Linked DNA regions of Homo sapiens: regions 1 and 3 are each linked to region 2. A link is an interaction called in ENCODE POLR2A ChIA-PET data of the cell type or tissue named here. Cell type or tissue: Panc1. All regions are shown on one strand. Links, peaks and the distances in the headings refer to the core of each region. The heading gives the core; the rest is flanking DNA.

Region 1 (10,606 bases), core at 3,596-7,595, 160 kb after region 2:
GGATGGTCTCCATCTCCTGACCTCGTGATCTGCCCACCTCAGCCTCCCAAACTGCTGAAATTACAGGCATGAGCCACCACACCAGGCCATCTTTTGGAATTTTTAACTGATCTGACCAAACCAACAGAAGAGCTGGTACTGCTATTAATATTAAGCAGGATAGTATACTAAGGAAAGTTGAAGAGTTTTTAAAAATCATATTGTTCCTCCCCAAGGTATTTTGGCGACTTCAAATCCGTATATCAACATACATAATAGAATGCTTTCCCTCTATTTCTTACTAGTCTAGGCCAATGGCAAGAATGATATAATAGTGTGGATATCCAGGAGGCTCACCTGATTTAAGGTCTTACTTATCATTATTGACTCATACAGCTGTAATACAAGGGCAATCAGTAGGTGTAGTGCTTCAACATCTCTATTTAAAAACTGAAAACTATGGTGACTTGTATTAATACTACAAAAAATGACTTGGTAGATTTACTCCCTGAATGCTCTGTTTGCATGAATGTTGCTAATGGGAACAGAGATGCATTAAATATGGGCTTGCAGGTGGTGTCTCATGGGATTGGTAATTAATTCACACAATAAAGCACTAACATACCTTTTCATGGGTAATTACAATACTGAATCACCAATGAAGCCTAGTAATATTTTAAATCTTTTAAGTTACAACCAGATGTGCAAGCTTTGGAATAATTCCTCTCAGTTTCTTACCAACAAATGCATGTTGTTTGTTTTATTAATTTCAATTGAATATTTTTAGTCTAAAATGGAAAGAAGTTGAGTGGCAATAAAATGGTATTCATAAAAATAAGCCACTGCTCATTTTACATTTTTAAGTTAGGGTTTGGTCATCATAAAGCCTGAGCTACTCAGACTCATAACTTCTCTATTACTCTGAACATCTGAAATTTAGCAGTGAAAAGACCCTAAAAAGCAAATACAGGGTTTTCCCCTTAGAAAATTGCAAAAATATGGCCTCTTAGGGGTGTTTCCTCACAATAATTTCCCTTTGAGTTGGGGGAGCCATTTCCCAAGTCTGCCCTCTCTTTCAATGAACATTTACTCGGCCTTTGACCACCCATGAAAGATCACTACCATTCTTTCCCTCTCCTACCCATTGAATTTTATGAGCCCCCATCCTGTTAGAATGGTGTCACTTACATCACATAGATGGATTTGAATATTTTGGGTAAATCTTGTACAGCTGTTTTCAAAGTAGTCAATGTAACTCTTTACTGGGTTACAAAGTCAACATTCAATCATTAAAATATGAAATATAATAGAATATACCAAAGTATATAGTATGCAGTAAAGATAAATATGATTTCAGGAGGGTTTTGTATATGTGTATATATATGTAGGCATACACATACATATATATACACACATACATGCATGCATACAAGTATGTGTCTGCTAAGTCACCATGCATTTAATGCATATTTCTTCCTAATAGTTACGGTCAAAAAGTTTAAAATCATTGCTCTAGAGTAGTTTTCCACAAAATGTGGTCTGGGATGCTTCAAACAGATAGCTGGGCTCCATCTCAGACCTTTTAAGCAGTTCATTTGAACTGTGGTTCAAAGAGTCCTCACCTAATCTGAAAAACTAACCTTTGTTAAAGTGCTAATGAGGAAGGGCTATACTCTGGAACAATTAAATCAGAGTCCCTGGAGCCTTCTCTACAAGATTTCAATGTGCATCCAGGATTGAAAACCACTGGGCTCTACAGTGGTCTTTGGAAACAGATACTAGAGTTCAAAGTCAAGTAGGAAAGAGATAGTAGAATTTGCCTGTGCTGCTTATCTCACTCCATCTATGCCAGTGGTTCTTAGACCTTAGTGTTCATCAGAATCACCTGGAGGGCTTCTTAAAACAGATTGCTGCACCCCACCCCCAGAGTTGTTAATTCCATAAGTTTAGACTAGGGCCCAAGAATTTGCATATCTAACAAATTCCCATGTGATGCTGATTCTGCCAGTCTGAAGACTACATTTTGAGAACCACTGATCTATAAAAGGACTAGCTATATCCAGTTGAAAAGGGTACTTAAGACATAATGTTAACTACAACCAACTAGGATTAACTCTAAATAGCAAGGCTGGTTAAATGCTTGAAAAGTAATGTAGTCTATCACATTAACTGGCTAAAGAAGAAAAGTTGTATGATTATATCAACAAATTCAGAAAAAGCTTTTGACAAAATCCTACATCCACGTATACAGAAACTCTCAGCAAACTTCTTAAGGCAGACGTTTACGTTGTTGATTTGAGATATTTCTTCTTTTTTAGTGTAAGTGTTTACAGCTATAAATTTTCCTCTGAACACATATTTGCTGCCCATGAGTTTTTTTTCCATGTTTTGATTTTAATTCATATCACTGTATTTTCTAATTTTCCTTGTGTTTTGTTCTTGACCCATTGGTTATTAAAGATTATTTTTGTTTAATTTCCTCATATTTGTTAATTTCCCATCTTTTCTTGTTATTGCTTTCTAATTTCATTCCATTATGGTCAGAAAACATACTTTGTATGATTACAACATTTTAAACACATTAACCCTTGTTTTACAGCCTAATATACGATCTATCCTGGAAAACATTCCATGTGCACTTCAGAGGAATATATATTCTGCCATTGTGGGGTAGAATGTTCTATGGTGTCTGTCAGGTCTAGTTGGTTTGTAGTGTTGTTAAGTTTTCCATTTTTTCTGCTAATCTTCTGTCTAGTTGTTCTATCAATCATTAAAAGTAGAGTGTTGGAGTCTCCAACTATTAATGTTGATTTGCCACCTTCTCCCTTCAATTCTGTCAGTTTTTACTTCTGTAATTTGAGGGCTCTGTTGTTAGAACCCTCAAAATTCAGCATATAAGTTTATAATTGCTATATCTTGAATTGATCCTTTTGCCATTATACTATGTCCTCCTTTTTCTCTAGTAACAATTTTGCCTTAAAATCTATTTTGTCTGATATTAGCATGGCCATTCCAGCTCTTTTTTGCTTACTATTTACACGGAATCTTTTGTTCTATCCTTTTATTTTCAACCTTTTTGTATCTTTAAAGTATATCTTTTGTATGCAGCATATAGTTGGATGATGTTTTAAAAACCAGTTCTGCCAATTTATGTCTTTTAATTGGAAAATGTAATATATTTTTTCTAATGTAATGAATAACAAAATAGGATTATGTCTATAATTTTGCTATTTGTTTTCAATGTCTTGTGTTTTTTGTATTCCTCAGTTTCTCCATTACTATCTTCTTTTGTGTTAAATAGAGACATACAGTATCATTTTAATTCACTTGTCATTTCTTTTCCTATATATTTTTGAGCAATTTTTAGTTGTTACCCTGGGTGTTATCAATAATATCTTAATTCATAATAATCTAGTTCAGATTAAGATCAACTTTAATTTCAATAGTATACAAAACTTTGCTCCTAAATAGTATCATTCCCCCCTCCCTTATGTTGTTTTTGTCACAAATTACATCTTCATACATTGTGTGCCCATCAGCTTACATTTATATGTATTGCATTGTGAGTTGTCTTTTGAATCATATATGGGAAAAAAAGTTATGACAAAGAATATGTTTATACTGTCTTTTATATTTAACTATGTAATTATCTTAACTAGTGTTCTTTCTTTTTTTTGAAAACTTGCTATTTATTTGACAAAAAAGCTTTTGAATTTAATAAAGAATTGGCAATACATTAATTCAAAATGTTTTCACTAAGCACCAAATAGAATCGTCCCCAATCTCTGCACCGAGAACCCCTTTGAAAGAATGCCTAAAACTTAATCAGTTTATTTAGGTTTTTAATCAAGAAATCCATTAGCAACAATCTTCCTTAATGGAAAAATGTCTCACCTCCCGTAATGTAAAACAAAAATTATACAAGCAAACAAAACTCAAAACAGAAAGAGATGATCAGAGCAAGCTTCAGCCCCTCATAGCTCACCTATGCCCCAATTGTCACACTGCTGAAAACAGGGTCTGCCTCATTACTTAAACTAATTCATTGCTGCAGAACATAACAACATTTAGCATATCACAGCTCCCACTACATCCCTCCCTGTCAAAAAAGTAAATAAACAGCACACAAAATATAAACTTATGCCAAATAAAAGTCAGCATCAACCTAAGGTTCCTACTGTAATACTACTACACTAACCCAGGATATTTTAATCTTTTTCTGACCTATTTACAAAAAATCCTCATTTTGAGAGCTCTGGAAGCATTACAAATATTGTTGCATTAGATTCCTCTTCTTGAGGTAGTTTGAAGTCTTGAAACAGAGCAAATTTACATATTTTTCTACATTACCACTGAAGGGTAACTATCATAAGAGGCCTACAACAAAAATCCTCTTCCTCTGATTCTCAGGCTATTATAATTTTTCCCTCAGATCAAACAAACAATGGGAAACACACATGAAAAGATGATAAGTCATACAAAAATTTAAAAACAAGCACAACAACCATAAAAAAGAGTCGGTATCATCATACTAACACTCTAAACTTTGCTAGACGAAAAAAGAATTTACTTGGTTTACCCAAGCTATAGACATTTTATAGAGTACTCAAGAAATTAACAGCTTGTAACAATAGTGGAAAAATTTTTGGTGGGAGCAGAAAACTAAAATCAACACCTTCTCTGGCAAAGACTTCTTCCCAAATGCCAAGTCCACAAGAAGGAATGTGTGGCAAAGCTTGCACACCAGCCCTCTCTCAGGCTGACAGCCTTTGCCCTTTGCTCAGGTTGGCTTCAGAGGTGGAGGGATATTGGCAGATGCCTGCTCAAGGTAGGCCAAGGAGCCCTGAGGGATGTCGGCTGGCTTTTGTTCTGCATGTTGATGTCCTTTAGCACCTGCTGCCAATGCCTCAGCTTTGTCAAATGCTTCTGGACCAGTGCATCTTAATGTTGTAATTCATTCCATAGTTCTGAGATATCCTCTTTGATAACTTGCTCTGGTTTCTGGACAGATAATTGCAATCTTTTTTTAGGAAAAACAAAACAAAGCAAACATTGTCTCTCTTGCAGTATCCGGAAACTTCTGGATACACTGATTAACACCAGTTTGAATTTCTTCCTGATCAGTGCCATTGATATAGTCCTGACTCACCAGAGATACAAAGCAAGCCTTGAAAGATGACTCCAAGTCAACCACCAAAGTACTATTAGAAGGGCTTGGAGCACCTGAGAAGTGAAGCCTAGCCTAGGAGTCCTGTCAGGGGTGGTCGGGCCCCTGGTGGCTGCCCAGAGAACATACTACCTAGTGGAGCTGCCTGTTTGGAGTGACAGGGTCTTTATTTCCTCAAGTAAGTTAGGTGTAAATCCTAGGTATTGTCTAGTGTCCTTTCAGAAGTTCCTTTAGCATTTCTTCTTCTTTCTTCTTCTTCTTTTTTTTTTCTTTCTTTTTTTTTTTTTTTTTTTTGTTTTTGTTTTTTTGAGACGAGGTCTCACTCTGTTGCCCAAGCTGGTCTCTAACTCCTGAGCTTAAGCGATCCTCCCACCTCAGCCACCCAAAGTGCTGGGATTACAAGAGTGAGCCACGTGCCTGGCCAATATTTCTTTAGTGCAGGTTTGCTAGTGGCAAACTCTCAGTTTTTATTTATCTGGGACTGTCTTAATTACTCCTACGTTTTTTTAATTATGGTTTTGCTACAAATAGGAATTTTGGTTTATAATTTTTCTTTCAGTGCTTTGAATATGTTTTGTGGCCTCTGTGGTTTCTGATGAGTTCATCTTATTGAGGATCACTTGTATGTGATGAGTGGTTGCTCTCTTGCTCCTTTCAAGGTTCTCTCTTTTCTCTGGCTTTCAATAGTTTAATTATAATGTTTGTAGGTGTGGGTCTCTTTGAGCTTATTCTACTTGAAGTTTGTTGGCTTCTTGGATGCACAGATTAATGTTTTAAAACCATTTTGAAAAGCTTGGGGCCATTATTTATTCAAATATGTTTCTATTTCTTTCTCTTTCTTCTTTCCTCCTGGCCCTCCCATTATGCATATATTGGTATGCTTCATGATATCCCACATCATAGAGCAGGTCTCTGAGACTCTGCTCATTTTTCTTCATTCTTTTTTTTTATCACTATACCTCAGAATGGATAATTTTCATTGATCTCTCTCTTTCTTTTTTTTAATTCCCAACTTTTATTTTAAGTTCTGGGGTACATGTGCAGGATGCGCTGGTTTGTTACATAGGGAAACGTGTGCCATGGTGGTTTGATGCACAGATCAGCCCATCACCCAGGTATTAAGCCCAGCATCCATTAGCTATTCTTCCTGATGCTCTCCCTACCCCCATTCCCCACCCTCCAACAGGCCCCGTTTTGTGGTGTTCTCCCCATGTGTCCATGTGTTCTCATCATTCAGTTTCCACTTATAAGTGAGAACACACAGTATTTGGTTTTCTGTTTCTGCATTAGTTTGCTAAGGATAATGTAATCGCACTTTATGTTCTTTGATTGTTTCTTCTGCCTGCTCAGATCTGCTATTAGTTCCCCTAGTGATTATTTCCTGTCAGTTATTGTAATTTTTAAGCTCCAGAATTTCTATTTGGTTTCTTTTTATTATTCCTGTCTCTTTTTATTTTCTATTTGGTGAGACAACTTTCTCATATTTTCCTTTAGTTCTTCAGGCATGTTTTCCTTTGGCTCTTTGAAAATATTTAAAATAGCCATTTTGAAGTCTACCTGGTAAGTCCAATGTCTGGATTTCCTCAGTGACAGCTTCTATTGGTTGCTTATTTTCCTGTGTGTGGGCCATACTTCCTTGTTTCTTTGCACATCTTCTAATTCTTTTGTTGAAAACTGGACATTTCAAAGAATACAATGCGAGAACTCTGAAAATCAGTCCCTTACCCTCCCAGGGTTTCTTGTTGCTGCTTTAAGTAGCTGTTTAATTACTTTTTATGAAGTAATGTTGTAAATTCTTTATCTTTGCATTTGTGGCCACTAAAGTCTCCACTTACTTGGCTTAGTGGTCAGATAATGATTAAACAGCATTTTTCTTAAATGCCTAGAACCAAAAAGTCTTCAAGTCTTCCAGTCATAGGGGCCCCGTATGTGTGTGTTGGGGCATGCCTTCAACACTCTACCAATCAGTTTACAACTCTGTTTCAGCCTTCACTTCCTGCTTGTGCAGAGCCTTATGTTCAGTCAGAGATGAACGATTACAGTCATTGTAAGTCTCTCCTGAGCTTCTGAAAAGCCCTACACACATTTGTGACCTTTTAGATTCCCAAGAATATGTTGAAACTTTTCAAAACCCCTACAAGCATCTCATTCCTCAGCTTTTTCTCTTAAGCTTTCTGGCTGGTTTATTGTTTGCCTTAACTGCTATCCATCACTTCAGGCAACTGTGATGTTAAAACATTTGAGAAATGCCCCTCCACCATCTGGGTAGAAATGTTTAGCATTAGGAGAGTTTCAGTGAGCTCTAATAATGACAAGCCTTTCAAGTTGTATCTTCCAAGGAGCCATTTGGTGGTGACTCCTATTTCTGAGTGAAGCTTTGAAAGATCTCTAGCTCTGCTCTACTTTCTCTAGTACTGGGAAGGCAGTCTGTTATTTTTCATGGTGGTGTGGAGCATGGAAACAGAGGACAGGACTAGTGTAAGTGTAAATGCCATAAAGCTTACTGTTTTTATTGAGATGCAGCTGTTTTTCTTGACTAAACACTTCCCATGTGGCTAAAGCCGTTGGTTAGTTTCCAGAGTACTGAACAAGTTGATTTTAACAATTTTGGTTAGTTTTCACATTGCTTTTATGGAGGAGCAAAATTTCAGAGTTCCTTACTCCAGCATTTTCACTGATGTTATCCCCTCATTATTTTTTGACATTTCATCTTATAATGGAAAATCATTTTTTTTAAAGCAGTGAATAAGTTACCTATTTGTGCTTCTTATTTGTTTGTTTTGGTAACCCAGCTGTGGGCTAGAATGTCTTTGTCAGTGAAAATCTTTATTTTAGAAGCCAAACACGATAAGCCATATTATTATTCTTTTAAATGTTCTCACTGAATAAGAAACAAAATTAAGAAAAATTTTAAAGTATGAATCACCATTTCTAGAACCATATATACAAAGAATCATAAATATACACAATGTTTTAAAGAAGGTAAGTTATATAGTTAAAAAAAGAAATTCTGCCGTGAAGAATTTAGATTCTATATGGTGCTGAATTGCAACACATAAGCTATATTCCAAGTAAAAATTAAGACTGACACAACAATGAACCAAATTGTATTTCACCTTTCTTTGAAGATGCTATAAGTTTAGAATAATGTGTCAACTTTCCCTAACTTGGACTTCTTTTATTACTTTTTAAAGTTAATCTAAAACATACCAGTTTTGTTCTTGATCTGAGTTTTAGACTACTTCCACATTCTGTATATTCTTCCTAAAGGAAATTATAAAAACTTTTATGAAAATTTACCTGCAATAGGTTTATAAAGAAACTAATTAAAATGCAATTGAAATTTGAGTTACTTTTAACATAAACTATCTATGAATTTCTCACAAAGTGTTTACATAATGACATAATTATGAACAGATCAAAAGCGAGATGTGGGTTTGATTTCAAAATCTTGTATAGTTTGTCAGAATATGGAAATGTGTGTGTGTTTGTGTGTGTGTGTGTGTGTGTGTGTGTGTATGTTTTAAAAGATGGCTTGCCTTATTCAGTATTTCACCATACTTTCTATTTCCAATTAACAGTAAAGGAAGAGTTGGCTTAAAATTGATCAGATTAGTGGCATATGGGTGGGATTCTGGAAGCATCCAAATATTCACATGAAAAATAAATGCAAACCCTGGAGGGAAATATGCCTTCTTGCATGGAGAACTTGGCCACATGTCATAGCTAGAACCTGTGAGAGACAAAATGTACAGGGTGCACTACATTTGTATCCTCTGTACTTTTAGCATTGCCACAACGTGATTCTTTCTGTGCAAAATGGTGACAGGAATTCCACTGCCAATGTCTAGATATCAGATGATAATAGAAGCTCTGAGGACAATCCCTGAGTCTTTTATCCTCAGATTTTAGAGCCAGACATTGTCTTCATATGTCAGTTTGGGGAGTCTAGAATTTTTATTCTAGCCTATTTGGTAAATAGGTGTTTTACTTCACAGAAGAAACAGAGGAAGTGTTCTGATTATGATGGTTAAAAAATCCAAAATGTACTGGGCCCTTCTGCATGCAAAGCAAGTCATTAAGTCATCATACAGTGAGTTAACATTCACAGCCATAGTCCTCCAGACACTTCAAGTATGAAGTAGACAGCATTGCCATGGTTACGCATAAAGGGGATCTGCACAAAGCAAGCCCATTGCATGGCATTATGTGCATACTGTGGGGTAGCGCAGAAGGCAATTAGGAGGCTGTATGTTGAGAAGATGTGGGAATATGAAAATATGCCTTGTCATAGAATTGTGCTGGCTTTCTAACTCAGTGTATGAGCTCTGATGCAGTTTCATTTCTTAATGGTTCAAGGCATAATTAAGCTGAATTCTGACTATACAGAGACTCCGAATCATTGGCTTATTCAAGTATCAAATATTAATTGAGTACCCACCATGTGCCAGGAATGGTTCATGGTGAAACCACTGGGCATTGGGAAAACAGCTGACAAAGCATTTCCCTCCCAGTGAATGCTATATTTAAAAGTTCTCTTCACATTACAAGAAGCAGGTTATGCAGGTGAAATTTGTAATTGAAGAATAATAGAATTTATTTATTAATGCATACTACTATGTTGCTCCTCTTCCACCCTGTCAACATGGACCGTGAAGAATGCATAGCATTTAGATAGATAGACAGGGAAAGCCTTTCTTATGACAGGAACAGCACGAGTAAAGGCATAAAGGCAGGACTAAATAGAAAACAGTGAGGAACACACATTCCTTAAAACAAAATAAGTGGAAGGTCTTGGCTCTCTGATAAGTAAATGGGCTGTTTCTTGCAGGAATTTAGTTCGTTTAAATGAGAACTAAAATGCAACCATAAAATTGTCACATTCTACCAGTAGACCTCGTCTCCAGGAATGTAGTCCAACATTTTGATCAAACCAGAAATTGTATATAAAAGGACTTTGGGCTGGGTGCAGTGGCTCATGCCTGTAATCCCAGCACTTTGGGAGAACGAGGAGGGCAGATCACTTAGGGTCAGGAGTTCGAGACCAGCCTGGCCAACATGATGAAACCCCGTCTCTACTAAAAATACAAAAATTAGCCGGACATGATGTTGTGCACCTGTAATCCCAGCTACTCAGGAGGCTGAGGCAGGAGAATGGCTTGAACCTGGGATGCAGAGGCTGCGGTGAGCCGAGATTGTGCCACTGCTCTCCTGGGCGACAAAGTGAGACTCCATTTCAAAAAAAAAAAAAAATAGCCCTTTGGAATTTTTAAGTGCTCTTACAAATGTCTTATTTATTCTTATCTTCCTTACCTAGCCCATCAGAGGAAGCAAAAATGAGAGCAGGAAGAAAACTGGTGTGTTGACCACTATTTGGCTGTATCTTCTTGAATCTGGAATATCTTCTGAAGTGTTTTTTTTTCTTCTCTTTTCTTCTTTTATTTTTTCCTTTTCTTTTCC
Region 2 (10,606 bases), core at 2,470-6,469:
CCACTGTGGAGCACACACACAGGATATATCCAAATGGTGCTGCAAATGCTAACACAGGACCACAGCTCATAGAAGGTGGTTGGAACTTGTTCTCTGAACCTAACCATTATCAACTGCCTGCTAAAACAAAAATATTGACATTCTCCATAGGATTTAGACAAGATGCAGAGTTTCATAACATAATATTCAAAATGCCCTGGATAAATTCAAAATTACTCAGCATGGAAAAATACAATCAACAGGTGCCAAGGCTGAGATGACAGACATTTGGACTGACAAAAACTTTAAATCAAGTTATTACAAAAATGCTCCAGCAACCAATCATAAACAATCTTGAAACCTACGGAAGAGAAAGTCTGGGCAAAGAGACAAAAGATCTAAAGAAGAACTGTTGGAAACTGTAGAACTGAACAATAAAATAACCAAAATAAAAAACTCATGGGATGGGCTCAATGGCATCATGGATATAAGAGTCAGCGAACTTGAAGATGAATACATAGAAATTAGCCATTCTGCACAAGAAAGAGAAAAAATATTTAAAGTAAAAAATGAACAGGGCCTCAGGGGACCAGAGAACAATAAGAGAAGGTCTGCCATTTGTGTCATAGAAATCCCAGAAAGAGAGAAAGAATGCCGTGCAGTACAGGAAAAATATTTGACAAAATAATGGCTGAAAACTTCATAAATTTCACAAGACACATATACGTACAAATTCTTGGAAAAGCAGAGTGAACCTCATGTAGGATAAACCCCCCAAAACCACGCTATAAACCAGAGATGAAACAAACATTCCTGAAAGCAGGGAGAGAAAAATGCCCTATTATCTAAGTATGGGGCACAAAAAGTCAAATGGTTATAGATTTGTCACCAGAAACCATGGAGGAAAGAAAGAAGTGGCACAATATTTTTAAAGCATTAAAGGAAAAGAACTGTAATCTAGAATTCTATATCCAGCAAATGTATCCTTCAATAAAGGTGGAATACAGATATCATAACAAAAGGCAGGAGGACAAAGGAACCTATATGGTGGTAAGGTTTCTACAGTCCACTTAAAGTGATAAAATGTCCATTCGAAGTGATTCTAAGTTGACTGTGAATGATTCTAGTTGACTATACATATTGCAATCCCTCAAGCAGGCACACACACAAAAAAAGAACTACGAAATATTCAAATAGCTCAAAAAAAAAAAAAAACACAGAATAGGAGAAATAGGAACAAAAATGGAATAAACAGAAGGCATAAATCCAAACATATCAACTATTACATTAAACTGAAATGGTCTAAACACAAGAATTAAAGGCAGAGACTGTGAGAATGAATAAATAAATATGAACCAACTACATGCTGTCCAACCAAAACTCACTTGAAATATAATATAGGCAGGTAAGTTAAGAGCAGAAGGATGAAAAAAGGTGTAACATGCAAGCTGTTGAAAAGAAAAGTAGAGTGTCTATATTTAGACAATGCAGACTTGAAGACAAAGACAATTGCCAGGGACAAAGAAGAACATCACATAATAATAATAAAAGTATCAATTTGCCAAGTGGACATGACAATTCTAAATGCGTATCTACCCAACAAATGACCTTCAAAATACACAAACCAAAAACTGACAGAATACAAAGGAGAAACAGGTAAATCTACAGTTGTCGTTGGAAACTTCAACACTCTTCTCTCAGTAATATATAGAAATAGACAGAAAACACCATCAATCAATTAAATTTAATATTTATAAAATACTCTAACCCAGGGATCCCCAACCCCCAGGCCATGGACCAGTACCAGAACGGGCTGCACCGCAGTAGGTGAGCAGCAGGCGAGTGAACATTACCACCTGAGCTTTGCCTTTTGTCAGATCAACAGACGCATTAGATTCTCATAGGAGTGGAAACCCTATTGTGAACTGCACACACGAGGAATCTAGGTTGTGCACTCCTTATGAGAATCTAATGCCTGATGATCTGAGGTGGAACAGTTTCATCTCGAAACCATCCCCCCACCCCCTCACCCCTCCCACCCCCATACCAATCCATGGAAAAATTGTCTTCCATGAAACCAGTCCCTGGTGCCAAAAAGGTACATTCACTGAGATAGACCATACTCTAAAGAATAAACCTTTAATAAATTTAAAAGAATTAAAATAATACACAGTATGTCATCTGGCCATGATAAAATTAAACTAGCAATCAACAACAGAAAGAAAAGGAAAATTTCCCAATACATGGAAATGATACAACACACTTCTAAATAATTTTTCAGTGAAGGGAAAGTCTCAAGTGAAAAAAATACATTGAGTTGAACAAAATGCAAATACAATATATCGGCCGGGTGCAGTGGCTCACGCCTGTAATCCCAGCACTTTGGGAGGCTGAGGTGGGCAGATCACTTGAGGTCAGGAGTTTCAGACCAGCCTAGCCAACATAGTGAAATGCTGTCTCTACTAAAAATACAAAAATTATCTGGGCGTGGTGGCAGGTGCCTGTAATCCCAGCTACTCGGGAGGCTGAGGCAGGAGAATCACTTGAACCCGGGAAGCAGATGTTGCAGAGATCCAAGATTGCACCACTACACTCCAGCCTGGGTGACAGAGTGAGACTCTGTCTCAAAAAAAAAAAAAAACAAAAACAAAAACAAAACCACAATATATCAAAATCTGTGTGATACAGCTAAAATAGTGCTTACAGAGAAATTTACAACATTAAATGTTTATATTAGAAGAAAAGAAGGTCTCTAATCAACAATCTAAGCCTCCACCTAAATAAGTTAGAAAATGAAGAGCAAAATACAGCCAAAGCAAGCAAGAAAGAAAAAGCAGAAAGCAATGAAATTGAAAGCAGAAAAACAATAGAAAAAAATGAAACCAAAAGCTGATTCTTTGAAAATATCAGTGCAATTGTTAAAACTCCAGCAAAACTAATAAAAAATAAAAGGGAAACACAACTTAACTAATATTAGGAATGAAAGAGGGAATATCACTACAGATCCCACAGACATTAAAAGAAGGGAATGTTTATAAATTTGATGGATGATGTTACTAGTATTTTTTGATGAACTTATGTTGTCTATGTTTATAAAGGATACTGGTCTGTAGTTTTGTCATCATTATTTTGTTTTGTTACTGCCATTGGTATCAGGGTAATGTTGGCCTTATAAAATAAGTTAGAATGTTTTCCCTCTTATTCTAGAAGAGACTGTCATTTCTTCCTTAAATGTTGGAATTTACCACTGAAACCATCTGGGTCTGAAGATCCCTTTTTCAGGAGATTTTTAAGTATGAATCCCGTTTTATTAATGGTTATAGGACTATTCAGGTTGCCAATTTCATCTTAGGTGAGTTCCAGTAGTTTGTGGCTTTTTCAGGAATTGGAGCTGCAAGACGTTCTTGTTGAATTCTCAAGTTTGATTCAGTTACTTGATCTCCTTGAATTCCAGAAGAGACCACCTGATCTGGGATCTTCCAGATTGTCACAGACAGGTTCCCAACCTTCTTGGCAACAATCAGATAATGGGTAAGGGGAGCTTAAGGTTGGGGGAAGCTGAGAGGAGGATGCTGATGGGTTAAATTTCAGGTTCCCAGCTTCAGAGCCCGGGTTGTCACACAGCACAGTGGTTAGCACAGCCATCAAAATTCCTATTGCCTGGCCAGGGCAAAGGATTTGAAATGTTTAGTTCTATGAAATGAGCTGGGAACTGTGTGGCTGGAGGTGGGGCCAGGGGTGGTAGGTGGAGGAGGGGTCAGGTCTAAGAGTAAAGCTGGCCAGGGAAGGCCATGGGGACTTCACCACTCTCTCTCCAACTACAGCAACTACCCTCTGAACCACCTGCTGGGAGGCTACCTTCTGGGATTCCTCCATTGTACAAGAAGCAAATACCCAGGCACAGGGTAAGTGCTGACACAGTCTCTGCCTACATGTGACAAGGAATATTTTTTTAACTCTTTATTTCTTTTAAGAAAATTTAGCTTCCACAGAAAAAGTTTGAAAAACACTGCCCTCAGATACCCCAAAGGAGGTGACTTGGGTTTCTGGCATGGGCTCCTCAGGACAACAACAAGCCAGCCATTCCCAACCCAAGGCAGGGGACCTGAGTGGAGTCAGCCTGAGTTTGGAAACAAAGTCGTGGCACCCAACTGAATGGCTGCAATTCTTCCCCCATTTAGTCAGACTCATAAAGCTGAAAGTAACCTCATAAATCTCTCTGCCCATGCCCTTATTTCACAGATGAGGAGACTTCTAATGAAAAATTTCTATCAGCGTTTGACAAGCTATTCTTTCAGGAGATGTTTCCCCTACACCTGGCATTCTCATGATGGGGAATAATCTATACTTTCAAGGGACAAACACAATGATGGAATCTGAAACTTGAGGTGAAACTGGCTACCATTTAAGTTTTGCATATGGCAAATTGCCACATGGGAAGGTTTAAAAAACAAAAAAAACAGACTCAAGTCTGTAGCCCAGGAACCGATCATTCTATTGTAACAGGAGGTCAGGCTCTGCTAACCATCATGACCAACAGATGAACAAAAAATTGGTATGCAAGTCCATATGAAGCATAGAGCTTTCTGGAAGCAAAAAAAAAAAAAAAAAGTCAAATCAACTACAAGATGGCTAAGACAACTACTAGAAGAGATGTTCCTGGGAGATTCTAAACTGCATTGCAAACTTGGGTAAACTGACCAATCGTTTTGGGATAGAAAGGCAGAAGAAACTATCAGGCACTGTCATCACAGTGGGTAGGATTCCGGACACACCAGTACCAAACAGGTGTGTGACCACCTGCCTGGGACTCTGCTTCTCATTTCATAACCTCTAAAGGTGCTTATTTTGGATAAAAGTATAGAATTTAGGATATTAAAAATGCTTTTCATGTATTCAACTTAAAAACCACATTTATTCCATCCAGCTCTGATGGGGCAGAAATAATTTATCATCATCACAGCAGGCTGCAAGGGTCCAAAGCAGCAGCTTCCACAAAGGCTTCATGGAATCTCCCTCCTTGAAAATGATGAATACTAGAATGGTTTAGGTTGGCATTCCCTCCAGACCCTCAGAAGCTGGCTAAGTAACCTCAAAAGTACCCTGTTAGTTCAGTAATTCTGTGAGTCAATGGAAAAATAACAGCAATTAATCTTGGGCTCTATGTTTCCATGCCTTGCTATTAAAGAAAGAACATAATGAAATATGCACAGATACAGCTTCTTTCTAGTTTTATCTCAGAACCTGATAAAAATAACTTACTTTTGCATATGCTCACTGCTGTATCCCCAGCACCTAGACAGGATCTGGTATAAAGTGGAACCTCAGAAATATTTTTCCAATGTCATTATTACACCAAAATTCTGCAAAATGAAAAATATGCCTTGAAAAACAAATTTGTTATTTATACTGATATACGAATAAGAAAGGAAATCTCAAACTCAACATCCATTTTGCTGTATGTTTTTTCTTGGTATAGGCTTGGTGAAATCAGAAAAGGGAAGGTAACGCATATCCTCTCTATCATTTACAATGTGATTTTGGGCAAATGACTTGAATGCTCTCTTAAGTATCTATGGCCTCATTTCTAAAATAAGGCCAATCATCTCTTCCTCACAGTGTTGCAGTACAGATGAAGTGTGTAATAACTGTTTCAGAGCCTGGCACACAACAGACAGATATTTAACAAATAAACACACATGAAAGAATACGGGGAAACCTCTTATCTTCTCCTTCGACCTCACACATGAGCCCTGAGTAAAGGTTAGTATCATCCATGTTATTTTCTGAGTTTCTCCGCAAAGAGATGAGTCCTTCAATCATTATAGCAAGAATTCTCTGCCCTGGCTGTGATCAGAGACCCCAGGGGAGCTTTCTAGCCAGGTAATTTGCTGACCTTGACTCTCCAGGCGTGGGCAGGAAGAGAGGGGCTCTCTGGTGTGGTTTCCCGCCTGCTCCTGAGCACTCAGGCCCTGACCCAGGCCCTCCAGGAGCCCAGGTACTTGAAGACAGAGGGGCACCAGAAAGGTCACAGGCAGCGTGATGCTTCAGAGGCAGATAAGAAGGAGGCACAGCATGAGGAGCACCAGTGAAAGGATGGCCAGCCCAAATTAGGAGAACATGAGCTCTGCCTGAGAGAAGCATCCTTAATTTAACCAGTACATGAAAAGCAGTTTGGAGATAGCTTCTTCAAGCTGTGATTTGACAGAAAGTTCAAGTGAATATATACCTAAGCTTTCCAAAAAAAAAAACAGATCTGAAATTGGCTGGTTAATTTGGCCCAAACCATAACATATGGATAGATCGAAATGCTGCTGAAAGCCTCCATTTTAAAAGTGGCATATGTATTTTTTCAATGTAAGTTTTAACATTTTTTAAAAAATCATGAGTGATGTAATCAGAAGGTCAATAGTTGCAATGCTGAGCAAAAGCATTTCTCTTTAAGAGGGAGCCAATCAAGGAGAAGTCTTTCTCATCTTGACCTCCTAGACAAGCCAGATGCTACTTCAGTTCTTTGTATAATTTCAAGGATGTTATAATCCTTCAGGACTCAGTTTCTCCATCTGTTTAAAAAAAAGCGGGGAGGGATAGATCTAGCTAACTCCAAAATACTACACTTCTCTTCTGAAAATATAAATCATTGTTACTTTCCTCTGGGCCAGGTATTTCATTGTCAAATATGCGGTATCTTTGAGTACGTGGTTCGTGAGAAGGGTAAGAGGAAATAGGGTTTCTAAAATAACACAGATTCACACAGCCTTTAAGAAAAAGTTCCTAGAGACCTTGTTCACCTCAAAACAGGACAGACCAAACAATATTCCCCCCTTTTTTCTTTTTAATCAAATTTCCATGACTCCATCTCCCAGATGCCACAAAACCTCTCTCATATAAGCCAAGGCTTAAGATAGAATAAATCTACTTATAGGCTGGGAACTCTCTTGCTAAGTATGGGTTTGTGATAATCACATCAGATGAGCATGGTATCGAGTTGAAAGGCCCACACTGAGGATGGTGAGAAGGCCACATGGGCCTGGTGCTATATGCTATTCAACACCCCTGCTCAGCTCATAGTGAAGAGTGTATGATACAGACAAGGAAAATCCGAGGCTTAAAAAAGTGCTTTCATTTAATATTGATGAGGGGAGAATCACATATATTTTTATGATATATGCAAAGTATAATCAAGTTAAAGTACCAGCACAGGCCCTATTTTGTAACATTCTCAAATAATAATGGAGGAAAGGTCACAAAAACCAAATGCGGCCAAGACCAGTCTATTTTTAAAGCATGAGGTATTTAGAGTACATGAAGAAAAATGAATTTTTCATTAACTCCAACACACAGAAAACCTTAGTATTCATTAAATGCCATAAAAACTCTTCACATAGGCTTTAAACTTGATAATGCCACATGCTCTAGAAACCCAAAGTAGCTATAGAATATTAACATTTATTAAGCACTAAGAACTGCAGACTACATAAATAGGGAAACTGCTCACTTACAAATGCAAGAATTCAAAAGCACATAACAACAACCAATCCTAGGAACAGTTCAACAGTTTAACTCGCTTCAACAGCCTGATTCTATAAGCACTTGAAGTGTTCCTGGTTTGCAGTGATGAAAGTTCATCTTTAAAAACTAAAGAACTACTACTGTAGCCAATGGTTCAACAAAGCACATATGTTGAGAGTCAATGAAAGAAAATTAATTAGGAATAAGAGAATTTGTACTAACATAATTTCTGCAAAGTGAAATGTCTTCTCTCAATATTTATAGGGAAAACATGGATCCCTCCTTTTCTCACACCATTTCTTAGGCATATAACACTGTGCATAAAATGCCCAACTTATACCATTTTGTCCTAAAAAGCACAAAGCCATTTTTAATTACAGACAACTGCAAGAAGAACCAATACAACTCTTTTCCCACTTGCTGTAAGGGGAGAAATATACAGAGAGCCAGAATGTTACTGAAAATGCTTAATGATAAACTCAAGTTGCCAAAGATGGAGGTTTGTGAAAAATAATCAATCCTGCTAAACATTAATGTGAAAATGATCTCTTAGAAATCCAATCTCCAATAAACATGTCAACAGAAAGTTTTAGAAGTATATAGCTGAACAGGCAAATTATTTCTCCCATTTCCTTCGGAATGTTTTCACATTGCTCTTACAGTTCGGTTCATGAGATGTAATATGATCTAGTACACTGTGTAAATGGATTCATTTGGAAAGTCTCCTTTCATTCACAGGTCTGAAAAATGCTTGCTTGCTGCGTTCCAAAGGAGGCCATTTTATAATCAGTAGTTTTTATAAGATTTACTTTGCGTGCTTCTCATGTGATTAGACACTGGCAAGGTCAGCCCTGGTGTGGGGAACAACTGAGCATTAGCAAAATGCTCTTGCTTGAACGCTCACAAGCCTACAATGATCTGTTCTTAGCCCTCAGTTATTACCTTCCCAAGGCATCCATTAAGTTTCAAGTATTTTACCCGAAAGGAGTAATAAGTTAACAGCCACAAATGCATGTCTAAATGCTACATGCAAGTTTACTTCTGTCAGTAAAGAGAGCACAGGGTGGGAGGACACCTAAAGCTCCCCATGACCCAGTGGGGTTGCCTGAGTGGTAAGGAAAGGAAAAAAAGGGGAGAGGAGGGAGAGACAGTGAGAAGAGAGAGAAGCGTGACAGGGAGAGAAAAGGAGAAGCAGGGAAAGAGGGAGGAGGGAGAGAGGGAGAGGGACACAGGGAGAGTCTGGGGAAGGAGGGAGAGAGAGAGAGGAGGGTTCCTAATAGTAGGTGAGAAACTTAAAAAGACACTAAATTTCTCTGCTTCCCTACGTGGCCTTAAAGGCAGGTAATTCCATGTTTGCTTTCACTTTCAAACAACTTTACCTATGCATATAGGTGAAGCCTAAAATTAAAATGAATTGATAAAAAAAATTGAGAGGGCCCAATTACACAATCGATGGAAAAGCAACACGTTTATACCTCCCAGTCAGGAAGAGCATTCTGAGAAAGGAGACTTGCCAGCTTCCAAAGGCACTCAGCCTTGACAGCTTGGCTACTTCACGGGCTGACTGCAGCTCAAACACCTGTTGGTATCTTGGAGCCACAGCACATCCATCCTTCCCTCACGCCAACATCAACCTGATGGTGAGCTTTCTGAGTAAGGTGTCTTTGTTGGTTGGTTGAGGCCTTCACGTCCTTCTTAGTTTGGGAGGCACTTGCATTTCATATAGCATCACCACATCTATCGGAGTTGATTTGGGGAAGGTGGGTGTGGAGCAGTGATAAAGGAAAACGTTACATCTCTGTGGAAATTCCAGGCCTTTCCACTTCTTTCAGGTACACCAGAGTTCACTGTGGTCATTATATTCAGAAGACTCACACAGTGCAAAAGGCAGTATTTTGGGGAATGAAGCCATAAACCAGTAAAATAAGCCTCAGACTGTTTCCCCAATTTATTATTCTCATTATTCTCATCTCCCATACACAGTATGTTACATGGGGTGCAACAAAACCAAGAAGTTGTTTAAGGATCAAAAATCACTTCTATTTTTAAAAAATAACTTGTAATAGAAATATTTTTGCAATATTTAAGGCAGTAAAAATTTAGCACTCTTAGATAGCCCAAACTGTTACTTTAAAAACCAGATAAATATATATGATGCTTAAATGTGGCAAATATTTTGAAAACATTGACTAGTATTTAAGATATCAATTTTAAAGAATAAAATATTTGATTCATTAATTTGTCTTTTGTTTTAAAACTCAGTTACTGTCATAATAAAAAAAGTTGGCAAAATAAGGTTCACTTTTCAATTGCTTTGTAATTTGTCGTCCTTTTTCCTACCTCCCAGTGTGTGAGAGACAGCTACACAAGTTAAGGCAAAATATAAAACTCCCCTATGGCTCAATTTCCTTTTAAGTAACATGAGGAAATTGTCAATGATTTGTTTCTGCCCCTCATAACTTTTGAGAATAAGTAAAACTTATAAAGTACTTTGCAAATACAAAAAGCTGTTTTAAAAGATGGGGCAGGGGATGGACAAGCAGAATAAATATTTCTAGGTCAAAATTCTTATTTCATAACTACCTTTTAATTTTCTAAGTCTCCTGTATTTTCAAAATGTATTTTATAACAGCCACAATCCCTAGAGAAGCATTTTTAGTAAACACTCTTTGAACTGAGGAAGAACTGTCTCAGATTTGCAGCCTAAGGAGACACGATGACTAAAAACACTGTGGGATCCTGGATGGGATCCTGGAACAGAAAAAGGACATAAGTGGAAAAACTGGTGAAATCCAAATAAAGTCTGCAGTTTAGTTAGTAGTTCTGTACCAATGTTAATTTCCTGGCCTTGATAAGTATACCACGGTTAACAGAGAAAGCTGGGCAAAGGGTATATGGGAACTCTCTGTACTATATTTACAATTTTTTTTTTTTTTTTTTTTTTTGAGACAGAGTTTTGCTCTTGTTGCCCAGGCTGGAGTGCAATGACGCGATCTCAGCTCACCACAACCTCCGCCTCCCGAGTTCAAGCGATTCTCCTGCCTCAGCGCCCCCCCCCGAGTAGCTGAGATTACAGGCATGCGCCACCATGCCCAGAGGCTAATTTTGTATTTTT
Region 3 (10,606 bases), core at 2,555-6,554, 550 kb after region 2:
AGGGTTTTTCAAGGATAGTTTGAGGGACAGGGGACTAGAGATTAGGTGCTGATGATTGATTGGGGATGCAATCACAAGGGTGTGGAAAACAGCCGTCATGCACTGAGTCCACCTTTGGTTTGGGGGCCACCAGGCCAGTTGAGTCATGAGTCACAAATCCCGATGGGGTCAGCCATTTGCTGTTATTTGAAAGTCTGAAAAACATCTCAATAGACCAGTGTTAGGTTCTACAATAGTGATGTTATCTACAGGAGCAATTGGAGAAGTCACAAATCTTGTGACCTCGGGCCACATAACTCCTGAGCAGTAAGGGATTATAGAAATTATGCTTACATTTAGGCCAGGTGCGATGGCTCACGCCTGTAATCCCAGCACTTGGGGAGGCTGAGGTGGGTGGATCACGAGGTCAGGCATTCAAGACCAGCCTGCCCAACATGGAAACCCCATCTCTACTGAAAATACAAAAATTAGCCGGGCTTGGTGGCAGGTGCCTGTAATCCCAGCTACTCAGGAGGCTGAGACAGGAGAATCGCTTGAACCCGGGAGGCGGAGGTTGCAGTGAGCCGAGATCGTGCCATTGCACTCCAGCCTGGGCCACAGAGCAAGACTCCCTCTCAAAAAAAAAGAAAAAAAAAAAGAAAAGAAATTATGCCTACGTTTTAGCAGAATTCAGGCCCTTTGCAGAATCCTAATCTTAAGGCCTTTAATGAGTCTTACAAAGGCAGTTTCAGCCCTTGAACAAGGAGGTGATCAGTTTTAGGGAGGGACTATTATCATCCTTTCTTCAAAGTTAAACTATAAATGAAGTCCTCCCATGGTTAGCTTGGCCTACATCCAGGAATGAGTAAAGACAACCAGCTTGTGAGGCTAGAAGCAAGATGGACTCAGCCATGTTAGACTTCTCTTGCAGTCATAATCTTTGCAAAGGCAGTTTCAGAAGCACTTCCTCCCACCACCACACAGTTCAAAACCAGTCACAAATATAGTGGGCTCACTGAGTGCTTTTGTGCTGTGTCTTGTATTGTCATGCATTTGTATGATTATTGTAGACTTTTTGAATTTTTATTTGACAATCATTTGTATTCATTCTTTCATTCATTTTTCAACTTGCTTATTCCAATGCAGGGTCATAGGTGGCTGGAGCCCATCCCAGCAGTTTGAGGCATCAGGTGGGTATGTGCTCTGGACAGGATGTCATCCCATGGCAGGGCTCACCCACACATATACCCACACTCGCTCACACTGGGACCATGTAGACATGCCAGTTGACTAAAGGTGCACAGTTTTGCAATGTGAGAGAAAACCAGAGTCCCTGGAGAAAACCCACACACATGAGGAGAATGTGCAAATTCCACAGAGACAATAGCCCCTGCCCAGAATCTATTCTTTTTCTCATTGACATGTATCTGTAATAGGTTCATTGCCTCATGCACACAGCAAGTCAATATGCTGAGACACCAGGTTGCAGTAGAGAAAGAGGTTTAATTGTAGGGTCAATGAACAAGGAGATGAGAGAAAATCTCAAATCCGTCTCCCTGAGGAATTTGTGTTTAGTGTTTTTAAGGGTTTTGGAGTGGGCTGAAGGGTGGAGATCCTTGATTTGTGAAACGAGCGGGGGAAGTGATGGGGCAGGGAGATGAAGAAGCTGTATTTTCATGTTGATCCTCTTTCTCTGCGGGGGTCTTCAAACTAGTTGTTGGAATTTGGTGCCAGAAAAACATCTTAAGTGATCCTTAAACAAAAGCCTTATGATTCCAATGTCAGAGATCCTGTCTATAGGAACAATGGGGATACAAATCAATTCTTAAACAGTCAATGTCAGAAAGCCAGTGGAAATGCAAATGGTCACTATCTAGTGTTACCTGACTTTTAGGAACAAGGAAGTGGACCAAAGTGCAGTGTGATTAATGCTTAATTATAACTATATTTCTGTCCAGAACCTGCCATGAAATTCTTATCGACACTGTGGGGACAGTTTCAAACATTATAAGGAAACAACATTGAATGAAACAATGTTATCTCAGGACTTGCTGTATCCTGTGCCTAGAGAGACCCTTTCTTCCTCCTTCCAACCTTCCTGAATCTGGTTTGTGTTAGTCTCTTCTGGCCAGCTCCAGGCAGTCTCTGGGACAAGTCACAAAATATAGATTGTGAAATTTCAGTTATTCCACATAGGACTTAAAGGTTCTTACATTTGCTTTAAAAACAAATATTGCACAATATAAAGATAAAAGGTAAAATTAATGCAAAAAATTTAAATTTGTAATATTCTTCAGAACAACACTAAATAGCAATAAAAACACCATTACAAGTTGAGAGAGTAAGAGGCTATGGAAGGGAAAAACTTTATATTTTAATACCTTTAAGGGCATTATTATTTAGAGCATTTATTAATGCTTTTTGAATAAGTGACCACATATTTTTATTTTGTGCCAATTACGTTGTCAGTCTTGGAAATGTGTGTGTGGATAGATAGATTGATGTAGGTAGACATAGATATTTTTCATTCAAATTCGCTTTATCTGTAATACATACATACATACACATATAAAGATTTCAAAATTTTAATACCAGTGTTACTACTCAAAGTAAAACTACCAAGTGATATTCAAGATTTCTTTTGACTTCTTTTTTACTTTGGTACAGTCTGTGTACTGTATTCACAAATTATTTGAAATAATTCTTGCCTCTGTATGATTCCATTATCTTTGATATACATTTAGGTCCATTTGATTGTTTTCAGTTATAGACTGGTTTGTCTTCTTTTTTAATTTTGTTTTTTGGATGTTAAACATTTATATATTAAGTCAAAATTATATTAACAGGCATACTCAGAAATCTCTTTTCAATTCTTATCCTCTCCTCCTCAGCCCCCCTCCAAGCCCTCTGTAGGTAACCATTTCCATTAGTTTCTGGTTATTCTTCCAGTAATTTTTGGGGAAAAATTTTAGCAAATACACATGATATTATTTTCCTCCTTTCACATAGAAAAGATAAAACACTATATACATGTTCTGCACCTTGTTTTTAAAAAAATAACCTTCATATCAGAACATAGACACCTTGTCATTCTTGTTGTACACCTGTCTAGTACTTCATTATGAGATGATAGCTTAGTTTATTCAATAAGTCCTTTATTGGTGGATATGTCAGATGCTTCTAGTCTTTACTATTAAAAATAATGCCAGAAAAATAATCTTGTACATGTATTATTTCATAATTATGGAAGCATGCCTTCAGGGTAAATTTCTAGATGTGGGATTGCTAGGTCAAGGGGCAAATGTAATTTTATTACATATTGCCAAATTCACCTCCTTGGGACTTGTACCATGTTACACTTTCACCAGCAATGTATAAAAGTGCTTATTTCTCCACAGGTCTGTCTGTCAACAGTGTGTTTTGTAAAACTTTGGAGTTTTGGCCAGTCTGATTTGTGTAAAATGGTAACAATACAGTTTTAATTGGCATTTCTATTTTTGTGAGTAATAATGAGCACTTTTCAAATGTTCATTTGCATTTCTCTGTGAACTCTCTGTGCCTTTTGGTTTTTTTTTCTATCAAGGTTTTAGTCTTTTTCTTCTTAATTATTAAGATCGCTTTATTTATTAGGGAGATTAATCTTTTGTCTGATATATATATAAAATAGTTCCTCTATGTTTACCATTTTATATTTTATTATGATTATGTGTTTTTAATGTAAGTAAATTCATTAATCTTTTATTTATTGATTCTGAATTTTGAGACATAGTCTGAAAAGCTTTTCCTGCTCTCATGTTAAAAAGAAAAACAGGGAACTTCTGCATCTGATGAAGATGGAATGTCCCCTTCCTCCCAGGGTCTTCTCCTAAGAAACCCTGTGCATAACACAGCAAACAAGAATAGGAAGACTCTGAAAGGTTGAAAGGAGAAAGCAGAATTCTTAGGGACCTTAGTTAGACTGAGGAACAACACAACAGTGAATTTCCTGGGTTTCCTTATCACCTCCCTTACATCCCAGAGAGGGCACTGTGCAGAAGCCTCCAACTCTCCAACCCAGAACTGCCAAGTACAGATTAAAAAAAAAAAAAAAAAAAAACAACTCCATGAAAAGCCTGATAGCTCTAGCTGTCAGGCATAACAACAGAAAACTTTTTTGGCAATACCTGCCCTACTCCAACCAAACACCAGTAGAAAATCTGTACCCTTCCCTGCTGTGGGATCTTCCAATGCCCACCAGGCAAAAGCAGCTGGTGCTCTGATTCCCATGCAGAGGTACTGGTAAAGCTGAGCAGAAAGCTGACCTTCTACTCCCTGCCAAACAAAAGCAGGCAGTTTGCTGATTGCCCCACAGTGTAGTGTCAGTGGGGTCCAACAGCAAACTGAGCCTCCATCCTCACCAGGTAGCAATGAGACTTAAAGAGGCAGAAAGATATAGTTCATACCCTGATCACCCCCCATCCCAAGTGTTAGCAGAGCCCAGCAGCAGGGAGCTAAGTATCCAGCCCCACATGGCATAAATAGGACTGAACAAGGCAATGCCAGTCAGATCTAATCAGCACTCCACTGTCCACTATCCCCCCGCCACTAATGTCAGCCGGGCTCAGTAGGGAGCTGAGCCTCCGAATCTACCCGACATTAACAAGGCAGAATGAGGTGACATGAGGTGGGTTTAGTACAGTCTTTGCTTTCTCCCACCCCTAGTATTAGTGGGGCCCAGTTGGGAGATGAACCCTTCCACACCAGGCATTGATGGGACAGAAGGAGGTGGTGAGTGGTGGGGTTTGTTGGCATTCCACTTTTCCTTTTCACTCCCTTGGTGTCTGCAGGGCTCAGCACAAAGCTGAGCTACTGCCTCCACTGTAACAAAAAAGCAGAGTGAGTCAACCCTTGGCTTCCCCGCACCCTCACTAGTGTCAATGGGAACCAATAAGGATGCAGGCTTACATTCCCATTAGGAGGCAGTGTGGTGGCAAACGTCAGTGCCCCATTTTCACTGGGAAGGTGTTGATGGGGCCAGTGTGGGAACTGAATTTCTACCCCACACATCTACAACAAGGCAACAGGAGTCAGTGCCTACTTTTGCCAGAGTAGTATCATTGGGCACCAGAGAGCAGCTGAACATACACACCCACTCAGCCTTCATGCTGTACCTCAACCAGGGGACAACCTGTTAAAAAAAGAAAAAGAAGAATTAGTAGAATCCATAGTCTAATAATATAATATCCAAATGTTCAGGATATAGTCAAAAGTCACTCATCATATCAAGAACCAGGAAAATCACATGAATGAGAAAAGATAATCAACAGACACCAACGAGGAGATGAATCTGATGATGGAATTATCTGACAAAGATTTAAAATCAGCCATCATAAAACGCTTCAACAGATAATTACAAATTATCTTCAAACAAGTGAAAAAATATAGAAAATCTCAGCAAAGAAATAGAAGTTATTTAAAAAGAACCAAAGGGAGATTATAGAACTGAAAAACACAATAACCAAAAGAGTGGATTTGACAGAGGATAAAATCAGTGAATTCAAGGACACATCAATAGAATTTTCCCAATCTGAGCAAGAGAAAAAATAGACTGAAAATAATAGGCATTCCTCACATTTTCATATTACAGATGAGGATAAAGAGGCCCAGGCAGGGCTCAGCAGGTGACAGAGTTGGTATCTGAATCAAAATAAATGTCCCTGTCATTATATCTCATGTCTGATGCAATTCAGTGTATTTAAGGGAAACTGCCTTGCAATTAAGGTTGTTAAATAGTAAAATGGATTGGTAAAGGGGTTGGTAACTAGTACTTTAACATGTATTGTATGTTAACATTGTTAACATGTATTTGTTTGAAATAGCTTAGGCAGACTTCGCCCTAAAGAATGAAATATAGACAATGTAGCCTTTACTACAAGCTAGGATCCCTGTTATGAGAAGATTTTTAAATTAATAAATACTTTGCATTTTCAAAGGAAAAAAAATGGACTGAAAAAAATGAACAATCTCAGGAACTGGTGAGATGATAAAATAGATAACATTTGTCTCATGGAATACTAAAAAGAAGAGACAGAGGGCTGATAAAATGTTTGTAGGATTGAAAAAGTACTTGAAGAATAATGGCTGAACACTTTCCAAATTTGGTGAGAGACAGAAGCTTAGAGATTGATTCAAGAAGTGGAGTGAATCCCAAACAGGATAAATCTAAAGAAAAACATGCCAAGACACATAACTTCTGAAAAGTTCTGAAAATGAAAGACACAAAACAGAAAGAAAAGGAACCATGAAATCCAAAAAGAAATAAATGCATTATTTATGGTGGAACACCAATTTGAATCACAGGGTATTTCTCATGTGAAACCATGAAGACCAGAAGGAAATAACACATTTTTCAAGTATTGGAAGAAAAGACCTGTCAATTGCAAATTCTATATCAAGCAAAAATTTTGTTCAGTAATAAAGAAGAAGTAAAGATATTCTTGGAATAAGGAAAACTAAGAATTTGTTGCTAGCAAATCTATCCTTAAAGAATTGCTAAAAGAGACTTTCTAAAAAAAAAGTGGAAATGATAACAGAAGAAGGTGTGGAACTTCAAAAAGGAAAGAAGAACATCAGAATAAGTAAAAACAAGAAACTAGAAAGAGAAGAGCAAAATAAACTAAAAAGAAGAGGAAGGGAAATAGTAAAAAGCAGAAATCAGTGATATTAAAAACAGGAACACAATATAGAAAATCAATGAAGCAAAACTAAATTGTTTTAAAAATCAGTGAAATCAATAAAACTTTAGCAAGCCTGGCAAAGATAAAAAAGAGAGAAGACACAAATTACCAATCTCAAAAATAAAGCATAGGATATCACTACAGATCCTGCAGCCATTAAAGGAATATAAAGGAATACTATGAGCAACTGTGTGTTCACAAATTCAAAAACTTAGGAGTGGAACAATTTCTCAAAATCCACAAACTACCATACTCAATCACAATAAAATAGACAACCTGAATAGTTCTATAACCACTGGGTGAAAAATGATTTTGTAATTAAAGGGCTCCTGAATGATTTCACTGGAAAATTCTATCAAACATTTTAAAAAGAATTAATACCAATTTTACACAATATCTTCCAAAAAACAGCAGAGGTGGGAACACTTGCCAACTCATTTTATGAGACTAATACTACCCAGATACCAATAACCATACAAAGACAGTACCAAAGAAAAGAAAGAACAAAAAAACTACAGAATACCTCTCATAAACAAAAAAAATCCTCAATAAAATATTGACAAATCCAGGAATATACTATAAAAAGAATTATACATCAAGACCAAATGGGATTTATTTTAGGTATGCAAGGCTGGTTAAACATTTGAAAATAAATCATTGTAATAGACCCTATCAACAGGCTAAGGAAGGAGAATCATACAATCATATTAATTGACATAGAAAAAGCATTTGAGAAAATCCAACACCTAGTCATGATAAAAACTCTCAGGAATAAATAGGAACCACCTCAACTTGATGAACATCTACAAAAAACCCACAGCTAACATCATACTTTTTTTTTGAAACAAGTTCTCACTCTGTTGCCCATGCTGGAATACAGTGGTGCAATCTTGGCTCACTACAGGCTTGACCTCCCAGTGTCAAGTGATCCTTCTGCCTCAGCCCCCTGAGTAGCTGGGACTGTAGGTGTGTGCCACCACACCCAGCTAATTTTCATATTTTTGTAGAGACAGGGTTTCACCATGTCGCCCAGGCTGGTCTCGAACTCCTGAGCTCAAGGGATCTGTCTGCCTCAGACTCTCAAAATGCTGGGATTACAGGCATGAGCCACCTCATCTGGCTTCAACATCATACTTTATGGTACAAGACTAAATGTTTTCTTCCTAAGTCTTGGAACAAAGCAAGAATGTCCACTCTCAGCATTTATTCAACATAGTGCAAGAAGTTTTAGCCACCATAAAAGGTATATAGATTGGAAAGGAAGAAATGAAACTACCTCTATTTGCAAATGACACAATTATGTATATAGAAAATTCCAAGAAATCTACCAGAAACTCCTAGAAATAATAAGTGAGTTCAGCAAGGTAGCAGGATACAAAAATCAACACACAAAATTAATCATATTTCTATATACTACAATAAACATGTAGAAACCAACTTTCAAAACAATACCATTGCATTCTCCACAAAGAAAATGAAATACTTACTTATAAACTTAAGAAAGCATGCACAAGATCTATATGGTGAAAATTACATACTGATGGAAGAAGTAAAAGAATAAACAAATGGAGAATCAGTGTTCATTGATTAGAATACCCAACAAGGTAAAGTTGTGAGTTTTCCCCCAAATTACTGTATAGGCTTAATGCAATTCCTATCAAAAGCCAACAAGGTTTTTTGTAGACACAGACAAGCTTATTCTAAAATTTATTTGAAAAGGCATAAGCCCTAAAATAGCTAAAACAATATTGAAAAAGAAGAATAAAGTGGGAGGGATCATTCTCCCCAACATTAAGACCTACTATATGTCTACAGTAATCAAAACAGTATGGTATTGGTGGTGGAATAGACACATAGATAAAGGAAACAGAGTAGAGAACCTGGGTTCTCTAGACTCACATAAATATGCTCAACTGATTTTTGACAAAGATGCAAAAGAAATTCAATGAAGGAAGGACAGCCTTTTCAACAAATGGTGCTGGGGAAATTGGACATCCATAGGTTAAAAAACAAAACAAAAACCTTTACTAAATCTCATACCTCAAGTAAAAAATTAACTCAAAATGGATCACAGACATAAATATAAAATGTAAAACTATAAAACTTTTAGAGAAAAACATTATAGGAGAAAATTGTCATGATCTAGGACTAGGCAAAGAGTTCTTAGATTTGACCCCAAAAGCATGATCCAGGAAAACTGATAAATCAGACCTCATCAAAATTTAAAACTTTGATCTGTGAAAGACCCTGTTGAAAACATGGAAAAACAAGCAACAGACTGGGAGAAAATATTTGCAAACTACATAGCTGACAAAGGAATAATATCTAGAATATATAAAGAACCCTCAAAAACCCAAAGTTAAAAAAAAATCCATAAGAAAATAGGCAAAAGACCTCAACAGACATTTCACCAAAGAGGATATTCAAATGGCAAATAAATGCATGAAAATATGTTAAATATCATCAGCCATCAGGAAAATGCAAATTTAAACTACAATGAAATAGCAGTACACACCTATCAGAATGACTACAATAAAAAATAGTGAGCTGGGCACGGTGGCTCACCCCTCTAATCCCAGAACTTTGGGAGGCCGAGGCGAGTGGATCACCTGAGGTCGGGGGTTCAAAACCATCCTGGCCAACATGGTGAAACCCCGTCTCTACTAAAAATAATACAAAATTAGCCAGGCATGGTGGCACATGCCTGTAATCCCAGCTACTTGGGAGGCTGAGGCAGAAGAATCGCTTGAACCTGGGAGGCAGAGGTTGCAGTGAGCCAAAAAATTGCGCCATTGCACTCCAGCCTGGGCAACAAAAGTGAAACTCCATCTCAAAAAAAAAAAAAAAAGTGAAAATACCAAATGCTTGCAAAGATGTAGAGAAATGGAATCACTTATAAATTGCTAGTGGTAATGGGAAAATGGTACAGCCACTCTGGAAAAGAGTGTAAAACTTTCTTAGAAAACTAAACATGGCTTACCATACAACCCAGCAATTGCACTGACTTACATCCCTGTCTTAGTTCATTTTTGCTGCTATAACAGAATACCATAGACTAGGGGGCTTATAAACAAGAGAAATTTATTTCTCATGGTTCTGAAGGCTGGGAAGTCCAAGATCAAGGCACCAGCAGATATGGTACCCAGTGAGGGCCCATTTCCTGATTCACAGATGGCCATCTTTTCACTGTATCCTCACAGAGCAGAAGGGGCAAAAGAAGTCTCCGGGATCTCTTTTATGAGGGCACTAATCCAATCATGAGGGCCCCACCCTCATGACCTAATCACCTCCCAAAGGCCCCAATCTCCAAATACCATCACCTTAGGGATTAGGATTTCAACATATGACTTTTGGGGGTACACAAACATTCAGTATATTGCATTCTGTCCCTGGTCCCCCAAAATTCATGACCTTCTCACATGTGAAATATATTCATTCCATTCCAATAAACCCAAAAGTCTTAACTCATTTCAGTATCAACTTTAAAATCTAAGTCCAAAGTCTCATCCAAATATTATCTAAATCAGATATGGATGATATTCAAGATAGGATTCATCCTAAGGCAAATTCCTGCCAGCTGTGAACCTGTGAAACCAAACATGTTATGTGCTTCCACAGTTCAATGGTGGGACAGGTATAGACAGACATTCCCATTCCAAAAGAGAGAAAGAAGAAAGAAGAAAAAGGGGACAGGTCTCAAGTAAGTTTAAAACCTAACAGGGCAAATTCCATTAGACCTTAAGGCTTGAGAATAATTTCTTTGACTTGATGCTCTGACATCCAGGCCCACTGGGTGACAATGTTGAGTGGCAATGTCACTTTCACAGCTTTATGGTATGACTCCATGGCAGGATCTGTGCCCTCATGCCACAGATCTTCCAGGTTGTCACTGTGTGCCTGCAGCCATGGTG

What was found. Peaks named below come from ENCODE experiments on the same cell type or tissue, not always from the same donor. Only the 100,000 strongest peaks of a DNase experiment are listed, where the experiment ranks them.
Region 1: POLR2A ChIA-PET joins it to region 2 with 7 read pairs; 2 of 35 experiments call an interaction of 5 or more read pairs at or near these places.
Region 3: POLR2A ChIA-PET joins it to region 2 with 7 read pairs; 1 of 35 experiments calls an interaction of 5 or more read pairs at or near these places.

What each region holds. Positions count from the first base shown.
Region 1 is chrX:45,947,040-45,957,645 of GRCh38, forward strand. It overlaps the pseudogene MED28P4. Among named protein-coding and RNA genes, the nearest start is that of LINC02595, 100 kb to the left of the region's middle. In Panc1, for the core only: a CTCF peak has its summit at 5,259; no DNase peak of the experiment used is centred there.
Region 2 is chrX:45,790,709-45,801,314 of GRCh38, forward strand. No RefSeq gene overlaps it. Among named protein-coding and RNA genes, the nearest start is that of MIR222HG, 26 kb to the left of the region's middle. In Panc1, for the core only: no CTCF peak of the experiment used is centred there; no DNase peak of the experiment used is centred there; H3K27ac peaks cover 2,211 bases.
Region 3 is chrX:46,339,953-46,350,558 of GRCh38, forward strand. No RefSeq gene overlaps it. Among named protein-coding and RNA genes, the nearest start is that of LINC01186, 18 kb to the left of the region's middle. In Panc1, for the core only: no CTCF peak of the experiment used is centred there; no DNase peak of the experiment used is centred there; H3K27ac peaks cover 357 bases.